2 separate regions of the Mus musculus genome follow, and region 1 is linked to region 2. Evidence: chromatin loops called from intact Hi-C (ENCODE). Cell type or tissue: left cerebral cortex. All regions are shown on one strand. Links, peaks and the distances in the headings refer to the core of each region. The heading gives the core; the rest is flanking DNA.

Region 1 (6,152 bases), core at 721-5,720, 210 kb after region 2:
TGTGTGTGTATAAATGTTTTGCCTGCATGTAAGTTCCCCACGTGTGCCTGGTGCCCAGACTGAAGATCAGACGAAGGTATTCAATCCCTTGGAACTGTAGTTATAGTTAGATGTCACATGGCTGTGCAGGGAATCAAACCCAGTTCCTCTGCAAGAACAGCTAGTGCTCCTAACCGCTGAGCCATCGCTTCAGCCACAAGTTGGACTTTGTAAATAGGAGAAATGAGGCTTTATGAACAGGCTGGCCTGTAGTGCCCAGCTTCTGGAGAGAATGAATCGTGAGGATCACTTGAACCTTAGAATTCAAGGTCAGCCTAAGAAACAGCAAAAACCAGTCTCAATGAGAAGAGGGAGAAAGAAAGAAGAAAAAGAGGAAGAAGGGAGAAGAATATGAGGAAGAAATGTAGTTTTACATATATATGTTTATATATGTGCATAGTGCGTGATATATAGTTACTCTGAGCTTTCATATGATATATCCTCTGAGCTTTCATATGATATATCCTGTATTACATCATGTGGTCAAATGCCTTTTCCTGCAGATGTTACCAGTCACCCCATTCCTAGGACTGAAGACAGTGCTGTGCAACAATGGCTTCATAGCTCTCATTAAGGTGTTCATTAGACACTCAACAGACTATGGCAGTATAGTAGCTTTTCAGTGAAAGAGTGCATTCATGTTTTCCTGTCATATTAAAATCACTCTTTTATTTTAAAAAAAGGGTTTTTACTTTTTATTTATTTGTATATATGTATGTACGTGTGTATGTATGTATGTGGCTACCTCAAGCTATGGCCTCATGTGGTGTCAGAGGACAACTCACAGGAGTTCTTCTTCCTTGTAGGTTCTGGGGGATTGCTGCCTTTACTTGCTTGAGCCACCACGCTGTCCCTAAAATGATTCTTGAAAGTCACTCGTACCCTTACATTATTGCTCTTTGACAGCAGCAGTGTGGAGGAGATTCTTCTCTGTCCTTTCCTTGGTCTGCTTCTCTTAGGGCCTTCTCCTCTCTCTCCAGATAGTAATCCTATGAAGACTGTGTTTTATTACCAAGCAGCTGGGACTTCACTTACAATCTGTAGCTTTGTCACACCCCACCAGTTCTTCACACGTAAGAAACTTGTTCTTAGGTGTGCTCTTAAGTGTTCCTTAAGACAGCATTCTTCCTCTGGTACCTCCATTGGTTCTTTAATGAGAAGCAATGGACAGGAATCAAGACAGGATTGTAAACACACGCCAGAGTAGTATGGTCTAGCTAGGATTAGACCTTGATTCTATTCAGTGATGACTTTGGGACTGGGGCAATCCAAGCCCTTTGCCTTAGCTAAGCCTGTTTGTTGTCAAGTGTCTAAAGTGCACATGATCATAGGACCAGTCTCAGAGTGGCCGAGAGTCTCAGAAGATCCGCTGTCTATTTGAAAATACAAATTCCTCGTCCTTCCTATTATGGAATAATAATATGCATGTTGTCTATAGCATACTGTGATACTGTAAAGTTTTGAGTATGCTAAAATTTAGTGGTCTTGATCTCACTATTTTGTACAATTGAAGTACATTGTTAAGCCTTCAAGTATTATTTGTAGCCGTTTAGTAGTCATTACTAGTATATACATCACCATACTGGCTTGACCAGATAAGCGTATGTAGAAAAGACAGAGGTTATTTGAAATCTTTGTAGTTAAAGGATTTTTTTTTGTAAATGAACTTTTTTTTATTTCATGAGGTAGCTAACATTTTGAGCAGTCTTTGGTGTCCTAAATAGGCTTCAGTGTGTCAAAAAATGCTTCATGTTAATCAGCTGGTTAACAAAGCCCTATGTTATGTTTAACATAGATTTTGGAATCATTATTATTTCTAAAGATAGCTAAGACAAAATGTCAGCACCTGCTAATAAAAACAACTTGGTTCTTGCTTATCAGACTAGTATAATGTTATTAATAAGAGATTAAATATGTGTATTATATTTCGCTCTCAGTTCACTTTGGCTTGCAAACAATATTTTAATTAAAAAAAAAAAAAACAGCATCTTAGACTGAGGAAATGGCTTGGTCTATAAAGTGTTTGCCACTCAAAGATGCAGACCAGCGTTCAGACTCCAGTGCCATGAGAAAAGATAGACTTGGGGGTATGGCTTTTAATCCTGTCTTCAAGGAGATGGACATAGGAGGATTCCTGGGGCTCACTGAGCTATCCTACCCTATTCAGTAAGCTAATCTCCAGGACTCAGTGAAGAGACTGGCTAAATAAATAAATAAAGTGAGCTGGGCACTTGGGAGGCAGAGGCAGGCAGATCTCTGAGTTCAAGGCCAGCCTGGTCTACAGAGTGAGTTACAGGACAGACAGGGCTACACAGAGAGACCCTGTCTCGGGAAAAAAAAAAAAAAACAACAACAACCAATAATAACAACAATAATAGTGGTAATAATGATAATAATGTGGAGGGCTCCCAGTGAATGACAACCAGGATTGATCTCTGGTCTCCGCGTGCATGCACAGACACCTGGGGCCATACCATTGCAAAGGTATAAGACATAGTGGAAAGAGTATCGTGGGCCCAGTACCAAGGGGATGTCCCAGCCTATAGAAGTGAAAAGGAGCTTAGAGGAAAAAATAGCTCTCTGCTACATAATGCATGCTTTCTCTCCTCCAGCGCATAAGCAGCATCTCCTGAGCCTCCTGCTACTTTCACGAATCCCTATGGTAATGCATGAATGATTTAAAAAGTAGTATAAGACATTTCCCAGTACCACCTCCCTCCCTCAAGGGTAGCCAAAAGCCCCAGTAGAGGCAAGCTCTGTATAAGGCCTAGATTGTATAAACCTCCCAAGCACAGGGGCTCTAGTCTCCAGTATCTTTAACTCCCCACAGTGAGTGCTTCTCCAGGGCTCTGAGCCAGTTTTCAGGGCCTGTTGTGGATCTTAAGGGCAGGGAGTAGTAATTAATGCACGCCCTGGATTAGCACTGACTTAACTGTTATTACCATGTCAAGTTTGTTGCCCTCTACATTTTTCTGTCAAAGTAGTCTATACTTCAAGTGGCCAGCTCCCTTGCAGTGGTACCTGAATGATCTTTGCCCCAAATTAGGGCAGGTGGGAAAGAGTAAGGTCAGCAAGGCAGGATTACCTTTTGCAGGGAATGAGAAAGCAAACTGGGTGGTAAGAGCTACTGGTCAACTTACCACACCCTCTGTTTCCCAGAAGCTAGATGGTCTTTGGCTGAACTCTAGAGATCCAAGTCTGAACCAAGGGTTTTGGAACATAGCCCGGAGCACGGTCATCCCTGGTACACAGAAAGATTAAGAGACATCCGGACCCCTATGGAAGATCTCTTCATTTGTAAGCAAACATTGCCTCCCCATGTGTAATGTCTTACTTTGCATTAGATACACAAAGTTAATCACGGACCCACAAAACTGTATGGCCTGCAGCCACCATGCCTAGATGGCTCGAGTTCAGAGTAATTGCATCCTGGAGCCGTAGGATGGAAGTTGGGTGGAAAACACAGATGCAATCCCACAAGTGACGCCCCAATCTTGAGACAGCCGTCTTCTGCATCTGTAGGTATCCTAGGCTGTAGGAGCCTGAATGCAAAGGAGAGCTGTGAGCAGCTGAGGAACTACAAGCATTTCACTAGCTGGAATGAAGAGGAGGAGACAAGGAAGTCTGAGAACCAGCTGGAAGAGTGGGCTGGGACCGAGTCCAGCTGGCTTGGCCCGATGGGCAAAGATCCAAAACACCAAGGAGAACGGCTCCCCTAGGCAGCCCTGGCATGGCTGTATTTAGATTTTTGAAAGGATAGCTTATCTCCAGCAGCATTTTGGAGAATGGACTGATGGGAGAGAGGAAAGTACACCCGTTAGGAGCAGATGTAGGCATGGAGATGAGAGGAGTGGAAGGCTCTGAAGCCTGGTAACAGGCTGTCTGAAAGAAGGAAGTGGCAAAGATGCCGCGTGAACTTTCTGGACAGTGCTTTCAGTACCGGGTATAAATATGGAGGGGCAGACCGCTTGGGAAGAGGAACTAAACTCAGCTCTATGCAGGCAGAAGGAAACCAACCTTTGGTTTGGAGCAGCAAGGCCAGGGATCAAACTGGATGTTTTTGTTTGTTGTGTTGGGGGCTAAAACCAGAGCATCCTAAACCAGCGCTCTCCTACTGAGTCACATCCAGCCCTTTCATAGGCTTTGGGTGGGATGCTCATCCAGCCTGCCTGCCCCAGCGCTGGGGTTAATGCTTCTCAATGCTGTCCATGCATGAACTCAGCCAGTTATCCTCAAAGTAGGGGTCATCAGGGGAAGCAGGGTTAGTGCGGTGAGGCCGGAGAGTGACTGAATATTAATTGGGGCTATAAAATTTAACTCTTTTTTTTCCATTTTTGAGATTTCATGAGCTAAGCCAATTCAGGCCTTAAAATTTTCTGACAGTTTGTGATATAAAAAGCACCTCTCAGAGGCTCTTGGAATTGCACTGTATGTTTTGTTTGTTTGTTTGTTGTTTTGGTTTGTGGTTTTGGTGTAGCTCTGGTTCTCCTGGAACTTGCTCTACAGACCAGGCTGGCCTTGAACTCACACAGATTCACCTGCCTCTGCCTCCTGAGTTCTATGCTTGAAGGCATGTGCCACCATCACCCTGCTATACGTGGTTTTTTAATTAATTACTGTGGTAGAGATAGAATCCTGCCCAACTCCAGAGCCCATGGTGTCTATATATTCATTCCTGAAATCTGTCAGCATGTTACCTTATATGGCAAGATGGCCTTTGCAGGTGGAAGGGTCTTGAGCTAGGAAGACTGCCCTGAATGAACTGGGTTGGCTCAGTTCTTCATAAGCAAAAGAGGCAAACAGGAGAGGCAGGCTAGAGTGATATCAAGAAAAGGCTAGGTAGTGGGGCAGTGGTGGCACATGCCTTTAATCCTAGCACTTAGGAGGCAGAGGCAAGTGGATCTCTGAGTTCGAGGCCAGCCTGGTCTACAGAGTGAGTTCTAGGACAGCCAGGGCTACACAGAGAAACCCTGTCTAAGAAAAGAGAGAGAGAGAGAGAGCGAGGAAGAGAGAGAGAGAGAGAGAGAGAGAGAGAAGGCTAGATAGAGCCAAGCTTGGATCTGTAATCAGAAGCAAGAGCATCACATGTTCAGGGCCTGTCTGGGCCAGTCAGTGAGCTAGTGCTCAAAATAAAATTAAATAAACAAATAAATAAATAAATAAAATTGAGGTGGGGGATGGGAGCAATTGAGAACCTTAGAGGGTCTATGTTCTATTCCCTCCCCGTTGGGGGTGGGGGTGGGGGGCTGGATTGATCAGTGTTGGTTTTGGAGACAGAGGGAGTAGGGGTGAGGGGCAAGCCAAAAAAGCCTGAAGAGGATCTTCAGGAGCCACTAGCAGGAAACAGCTCTCTGCCTGAACCTTGATTTGAGCTCAGTGACCTTCAGAAGCTGTGAGTTTGTGCTGGTCTAAGCTACTCAGTTCCAGATAACTCCTGTGACAGTGATAACGACACAGCAACTTTTCCTCAAGGCTACAGAAATCTCCTGATTACTAACTATCTCAAAAAAAAAAAAAAGACAGCTAAAACCCCAACACTGGTAACAAGGCCAACTGTACCCCATGTGATCATGAACAGTTTACCACAGCTTCCTGTCCCCCTTTGAAGACAATGGTGGCAGAGGAGGACACTGTGGCTTCCTGAGGCTGGGCCTGTAGGTTTCTGACTGACAGTGCTACTTTTAAGACCCCCTGAGCAGAATTTTCCATTGCCTGCCTTGGGAGTCCTTGCAGGCTGCCTTCCTGATGCGAGCACTGAGCTTAGAAAGTTGTGGTATTCAAAAGAACGACCTTTAACTTAGAGTGTCTGTTTGAGTTTTTAAAGATGCTGGAGAATGGAAATATTAAAATAGACAAAATACTTGGTGAAATCCTGGTTCTGAGGACAGCCCCGTGTTAAAGGCCCTAAGCTGCTGTCTTCTGCATGCAAAGGTGAAAATGTGGCAGCTGGGAAAGTCCACACTGACATCTAGTGCTACAGAGTAGCAGTGCCAATAGTGCCACAGAGTAGCAGTGCCAAGGGCTTCCGGAGAAGCTGTTGGCAGCCTCCCACTCCTCCTTCCTGGCGCCTCCCATGGGATCCTGTGGATGGGGACTCTCCTGTGGATGTGAAC
Region 2 (6,152 bases), core at 476-5,475:
GTCAGGTTGACATAAACCTAGCCAGGGCAAGGCCCAAGCCCCTTCTTTCTCTTGCTAACCCCTGGATGGTGCACTAGAGCCCCTTTTCTGTTCTTCCGTTCTCTGCTTTTCACTACTGCTTGTCCATTGGGACCCCCAGAGCCTCTTGCATTACAATACCGCACCATCAATGGCAATTTCAGTATGAGTCTTGAGCCTTGTCTTAGTTAGGGTTTCATACTCATCAAAGGTAAAATCCTCCAAGAGGAACTCTCAATTCTGAATATCTACGCACCAAATGTAAGGGCAGCCACATTCATTAGAGACACTTTAGTAAAGCTCAAAGCATACATTGCACCTCACACAATAATAGTGGGAGACTTCAACACACCACTTTCTTCAAAGGACAGATCGTGGAAACAGAAACTAAACAGGGACACAGTGAAACTAACAGAAGTTATGAAAGTCTGCTGTGTACAGACACCATGACCAAGGCAAGTCTTATAAGGACAACATTTAACTGGAGCTGGCTTACAGGTTCAGAGGTTCAGTCCATTATCACCAAGGCAGGAACTTGGCAACATCCAGGCAGGCATGGTACAGGAGGAGCTGAGAGTTCTACATCTTCATCTTTTTTTTTTAAGATTTATTTTTTATTATATATGAGTACACTGTAGCTGTCTTCAGACACACCAGAAGAGGGCATCAGATCTCATTGCAGATGGTTGTGAGCCACCATGTGGTTGCTGGGATTTGAACTCGGGACCTTTGGAAGAACAGTCAGTGCTCTTAACCGTTGAGCCATCTCTCCAGCCCCTACATCTTCATCTTAAGGCTGCTAGCAAATACTGGCTTCCAGGCAGCTAGGATGAGGGTCTTACAGCCACAGTGACACACCTACTCCAACAGGGCCACATCCTCTAATAGTGCCACTCCCTGGGCTGAGCATATTCAAGCCATCACGAGCATCCAAACTGCCCTATAAATGAGAGTTGAAGAATTTGATTCTCATTTATGTGTTCATCTGTAGCCTAAATGAGGAGGGGGAGGGGCATTTATGGTTCCTAAGGGCAGAAAGCAGTGTGGATGCCAAGTGTAGACTCCAAGTTTGAGTAGTCTGGACAGAGGGGCTAGGGGTGACAGGCAGTAGCAGAGAAAATCTCATCCCACCCCAACATGGCTGAGAGGACCCCATCCTACATTCCTGTTAGGGCTTAGTTGCTTAGGAACAGAGGCCTAAGGGGGCAGTGCCCAGCTTTGCCATCATAATTACTGAAATCTCAGGCTTCAGGGATGGAAGGAGACCCACCTGACTGAACACAGGTGAACTGCCTGCTTTTCTCCCTCCCTGTACCTTCTATATATCCTGAAACACTCAGCAATCACAGAGCAACCCTTGTTCCCCTGTCCCTGAGCTCTGGACCCCAGTGTGGCCTAGACATGTTGAGGACCTAGATAGGAATCTAGATGATTGGACAGCTTGAGTCGTGAGGAATCTAGGGTATATTACAGAGTCAAGGGAGGAACTGGTTAGGTTCTGGGAAGGTCAGGCACTTTGGGGACTCTACCTCAGGGGCCTGGCTGCAACCGTCCCTGGATTCCCATTCAGATTCAAGTTCCCTGAAAAGAAAGTATTCTCACGAGGATACTCAGTGCTGGTGCTTGCCTGCACACATGAAGTCCTGGTACTGTATGATGATGGCGATGATGATGGTGGTGGTGATGATGATGGTGGTGATGGTGGCGACGACATCAGCCCAAGGGAAGAACTAAGCCATATCAGCTGCTCAGGGCTGATGCTACTTGTTTGGGTTTGGTTTTTGTTTTTGTGGAAGAAACCCCAGGTATGTCATGCTTGGCCCATCCTCCTTGGTCTTGAAGGGTTGAACACAGGAGCCAAACAATAGCAATCACCCTCAGGAGGGAGGGTCAGGGGGAGAGGGAGGGCTCAGGGGAGAGGGAGGGCTCAGGAGGAGCTAAGGAGGAGAGGGAGGGCTCAGGAGAAGGAGGGCTCAGGAGGGAGGGTCAGGAGGAGAGGGAGGAGCTAAGGAGGAGAGGGAGGGCTCAGGAGAAGGAGGGCTCAGGAGGGAGGGTCAGGAGGAGAGGGAGGGCTCAGGTGTAGAGGCTCAGGAGGAGAGGGAGGAGCTAAGGAGGAGAGGGAGGGTCCAGAAGGCAATGCACTGCCTTGGGGGCCACAGAGCTCGTAAGGGAGAGGCAGAGCATGAGGTCTTGCAGGCTTAGACAGTTGCTCACGTCACCCCCAGGAGAGCTCACTCAAGGCCCACGGAGAACTAACATCCTTCCACTTCATGAGATGCGCTTTGAGTTCCTTTTAGCATCGCCTTGGGCCACCCAGGTGGTCCTGGGCATTGCGTTTTCACTTAACTGCTGGAAAGATTTGACCTCAACTCAAGAACCCACTTCAGTTCTTCTGGTCAGGAGTTCTGGGCACTCTGGTGAAGGGCGCTCTCAAACGCGCCCAAAACCAACCAGGAGGAATTCAGCAGGGAGAGGGCTCAGTTAACTCCTTAGCAAGATCACTCCTTAAGAGGTAGGGAAGGGAAGAGAAAACTTGAGAAAATACACTGAGATCCGAAGCCGAAGCAGCTAAATTTGTAAGTCTCTTTAGGAAATGAATACTGACTACCTACTCTGTATCAAGGGACATGTTTCATGTTTAAAGATCCTAAAATAGCTAGGCTACCACTCAGCTTTGGCACCTCGCTGAACAAGGGTGAAAGCATTTGGATGTTTAGGGAAATTGTCAAGAGTTGCGATCCCCAGTGCTTAGATCTGCGCGGCTCAGTGCTAGAGCAGGAAGCTTGATCCCCAGCACTACAAAACAAAACCTGCATGCTGGGGAGAATCGGGAAGTTTAGGAAATTTAAAACAGCTTCCCCTTCTGTCACGAGAAATAACCACCTCTCTGCCTATGGCTATAATACGGTTATGAGATGAGCACTAAAAATGTAACGTTTATTCTTGGCCAGAGAACTGGAGAAGCCTGGAGACCAGCAGAGACTATTTATTAGTCAGCTGATCTCTAAGAACTGACTTTGGCTTTGCATATCTGTGTGGTAAGGCCTGTGGTGGACTCATTCCATCCACACCCCACGCCGTGGGGCCACCACAGCCCTGGCTTTGCAGGTGAGAGATGTATTGAGTCAACAAGTGGCATCGATCAGAATCACCCCAAATCTCTTATTCTCAAAGTCTGAGGCAGCCCACAGTTGAGAAGGGACAGAAGCTCTGTTACTTTCTAGAAAGACAGATCCGTGATCACATGGTCCCAGAGCTCAGACTTCATCTTCAGGAGATGGTGGGATACTATGGACCGATAAGGGCTGAAAGAGCTGTATCCTCAAAAACAAAACAAACTAAACCAAGCAAGCAACAACAACCCGAGCGAACCTGGTCTCTGCCAATTCTCTAACAGAGATGTAAAGCGAGAAGGGAAAGCTGTGGCAGGAGAGAATGCCTGTGCTTGCCAGTGTAGCGCTGCCCCCTAGTGGAAATAATGTTGTCTAACATGGTTCAGCATGACTGGCTGCCAGGGATACTCCTAGGCGAGGGAAGAAATGAAAGGAAAAGAAAGTGGAAAGGCTTACATGGTGTGTATTTCCCGGTATTCATTTGGGCAGCACTAGGAATTGAATCTAGGGGCCCTGGCATGCCAGGAACGCACTCTACCACACTCCATGTGTCGCATATTCTCCCCCTTTGTTGCTGCCACCGTTGTTTGGTTTTTGATACAGGGTCTTGCTATCTATGTAGCTCAGGCTGGCCTGGAGCTCTGAATCCCCCCACCTCCCCCGCTTCACCTAACCCAAATCTTCTCAAGGTCTTTTGGCATGTTTCCTTGTATGCATATTTCCTTTGTTACAATGAGCTTACCCCTGACTTCCCATCCTACAGTGCTTCAGATGATGACTAAACTTCATCTAGCTGTCTGCAGGACTTAAAGGACAGCATCACAGGGCTCTTGAGAGTGGAGAGGGGTGTTGTTTGACATCCCACGCCTGCTGGGACCTGAGATGGGGCTGGCCCCATGCCCTTTGCTGAAATGCAGGCTGCTGATTTGGGATCAAGGTGAAAAAAAGCAACTAAGTAGGAGCTCTGGTAAATTCCCTCCCTCCATCCTGAGAACGCCAGGGGAGGAGCATGGGTGGGAGTGGCTTGCAGTCTACACAGCTTGCTTTGATCTTGTGCAATGTAGCCGGCCCACCTTAATCTGAGGTTGTGCCTAACACAGCTCCCTACTTTATGGAAGCTCTAGTCACGAGAGCCAGCAGGTGGCAGCCTCCAAGTGCGCCTTCTTGCTGAAGAACAGGGAATATGCATGCGCTAAGTGGATTATTATTCAGACACAAAGAGGAAGTGAATGTTGTTACACAAATACACAGAAGGAGCCTTGAGGACATATGCCAAGTGACATAAATCACATACAAAAAGACAATCATCACATAATTTCATTTACATGGTATGCTGGCTAGTTTAAGGTCAATTTGACAGCTAGAGTCATCTGAGAGGAGGGAGACTTGATTGAGAAAATGCCTCTGTAAAATCAGGCTGCAGGCAAGCCTGTGGGGCAGTTTCTTAGTGATTGAGGTGAGAGGGCCAGCTCCCTGTGGGTGGCACTACCCCTGAGCTGATGGTCTTGGGTTCAATAAGAAAGCAGGTTGAACAAAACATGAGGGGCAAGCCTGTAAGCAGGACTCCTCCAAGGCCTGTGCATCAGCTCCTGCCCCCCCAGGTTTCTGCCCAGCCTGAGTTTCCTGTCTTGGCTTCCCTCTGTGATGGGGTGTGACCTGGTAGTGTGAGCAAAATAAACCCTTTTCTCCCCAAGTTGCTTTTGGTCCTGGTGATTCATCAAAGCAATAGAAACCCCAACTCAAGCATATGAGGTATTTAAAGTGGTCAAGTTCATAGAAGCGGAAAGTAGAATGCAGGCAACTGAGAGCTAAGGAAGGTTCTAACACCCAGATGCATGGTCTGCTGCCTCCTAGCATCTGTGGCTTCAGATGAGGGGACAGCTGAATATAGAGGAAAGTCAAAGTAATAGAATTGATGTTGCGAGGGATTTGCAAATATTTTTGCTTAGAAGACATTAGAATTCTGGAGCTGACCAGTTCCAGAGTGCTGCTATTAAAGGCATTTGAAACCACAGTTGGTCATGTTTGTTTCTCTTAACTAAACTATAGCCTGCAACCATGCTAGCCCTGAAAGTTACAGGAGCCTCAAAAGAATTATGGGAATGCCAGAGGGGAACAAAAGAGACACTAGACTTGTCCTCCAGCTAGGTACAGGCTAATTAGGATGCTGAATGCAAAATGGGTCCAAATGGCTTTTAAAAATTGTGTTTATGATGCAGCCCAGTGTGAGAACTCCTCAGTGGTCTGATGTCCTGCTGCTTAAACGATGCTAAGTGCTTTATCTCAAGCCAGTATCCAGTGGATGATAACTGCATCAAAAACACCAAGCCAGGAATGTGGTTCATGCCTGAATCTGAGCCATCCTCAGAACAAGGGGACCTGAGCAGGTCCTTCCGTTTGTGTGGTAAACACTTCACCAGCTGAGCCACCTCCCAGGCCCCACCTCACTACTGGATAACTCACTACTTTCGCAACTGCTTTGCTTCTCTGGTGACTTCTCTGGTGGTTTGAATGAGAATGGCTCCTACAGGTTCTTACCTTAGAACACTTGGCCTTCAGTTGATGAAACTGTTTTAGGAATTACTGGGAGGTGTGGCCTTGTCGGAGAAGGTTTGTCGATGGGGCAGGTGATGAGCTTTGGGGTTTCAAAAGCCCATACCAGGCCCAGTCTTGCTGTCTCTCCGCATCCAAATTGCCAATAAGATATAAGCTCTCAGCTACTGCTTCAGCGCCATGCCTGCCCACCTGCTGCCATGTGCCCTGCCATGATGACCACAGACTCACCCTCTGAAACTGTAAGCAATCCCCTATTTAAATGCTTCCTTGTATGAGTTGCTTTGGTCATGGTATCTCTTAAACAGTAACCAAGACAGTGGCATCTGTATATGATGGATGTCCTTCACACGTGAGTGCCCATGGTGCTTTAAACTAAACTCTCTGAAACATTCTTTGTACGTTAATGGCAACATGAAAGATGGGGGAGTCTAATTGAGAAGGGGGTTAAGGTGTAGACCGTACAGA

What was found. Hi-C counts contacts between places; a loop is a spot of excess contacts. Peaks named below come from ENCODE experiments on the same cell type or tissue, not always from the same donor. Only the 100,000 strongest peaks of a DNase experiment are listed, where the experiment ranks them.
Region 1: it touches region 2 in a loop (11-fold over the local background); 6 of 42 quality-filtered maps call a loop at or near these places.

What each region holds. Positions count from the first base shown.
Region 1 is chr6:54,809,608-54,815,759 of GRCm38, reverse strand. No RefSeq gene overlaps it. Among named protein-coding and RNA genes, the nearest start is that of Znrf2, 4.2 kb to the left of the region's middle. In left cerebral cortex, for the core only: no CTCF peak of the experiment used is centred there; DNase peaks (open chromatin) are centred at 2,650, 3,304 and 3,727; H3K27ac peaks cover 846 bases.
Region 2 is chr6:55,014,512-55,020,663 of GRCm38, reverse strand. No RefSeq gene overlaps it. Among named protein-coding and RNA genes, the nearest start is that of Gm38539, 15 kb to the right of the region's middle. In left cerebral cortex, for the core only: CTCF peaks have their summits at 3,492 (motif pointing left) and 4,260 (motif pointing right); DNase peaks (open chromatin) are centred at 2,730, 3,482 and 4,254.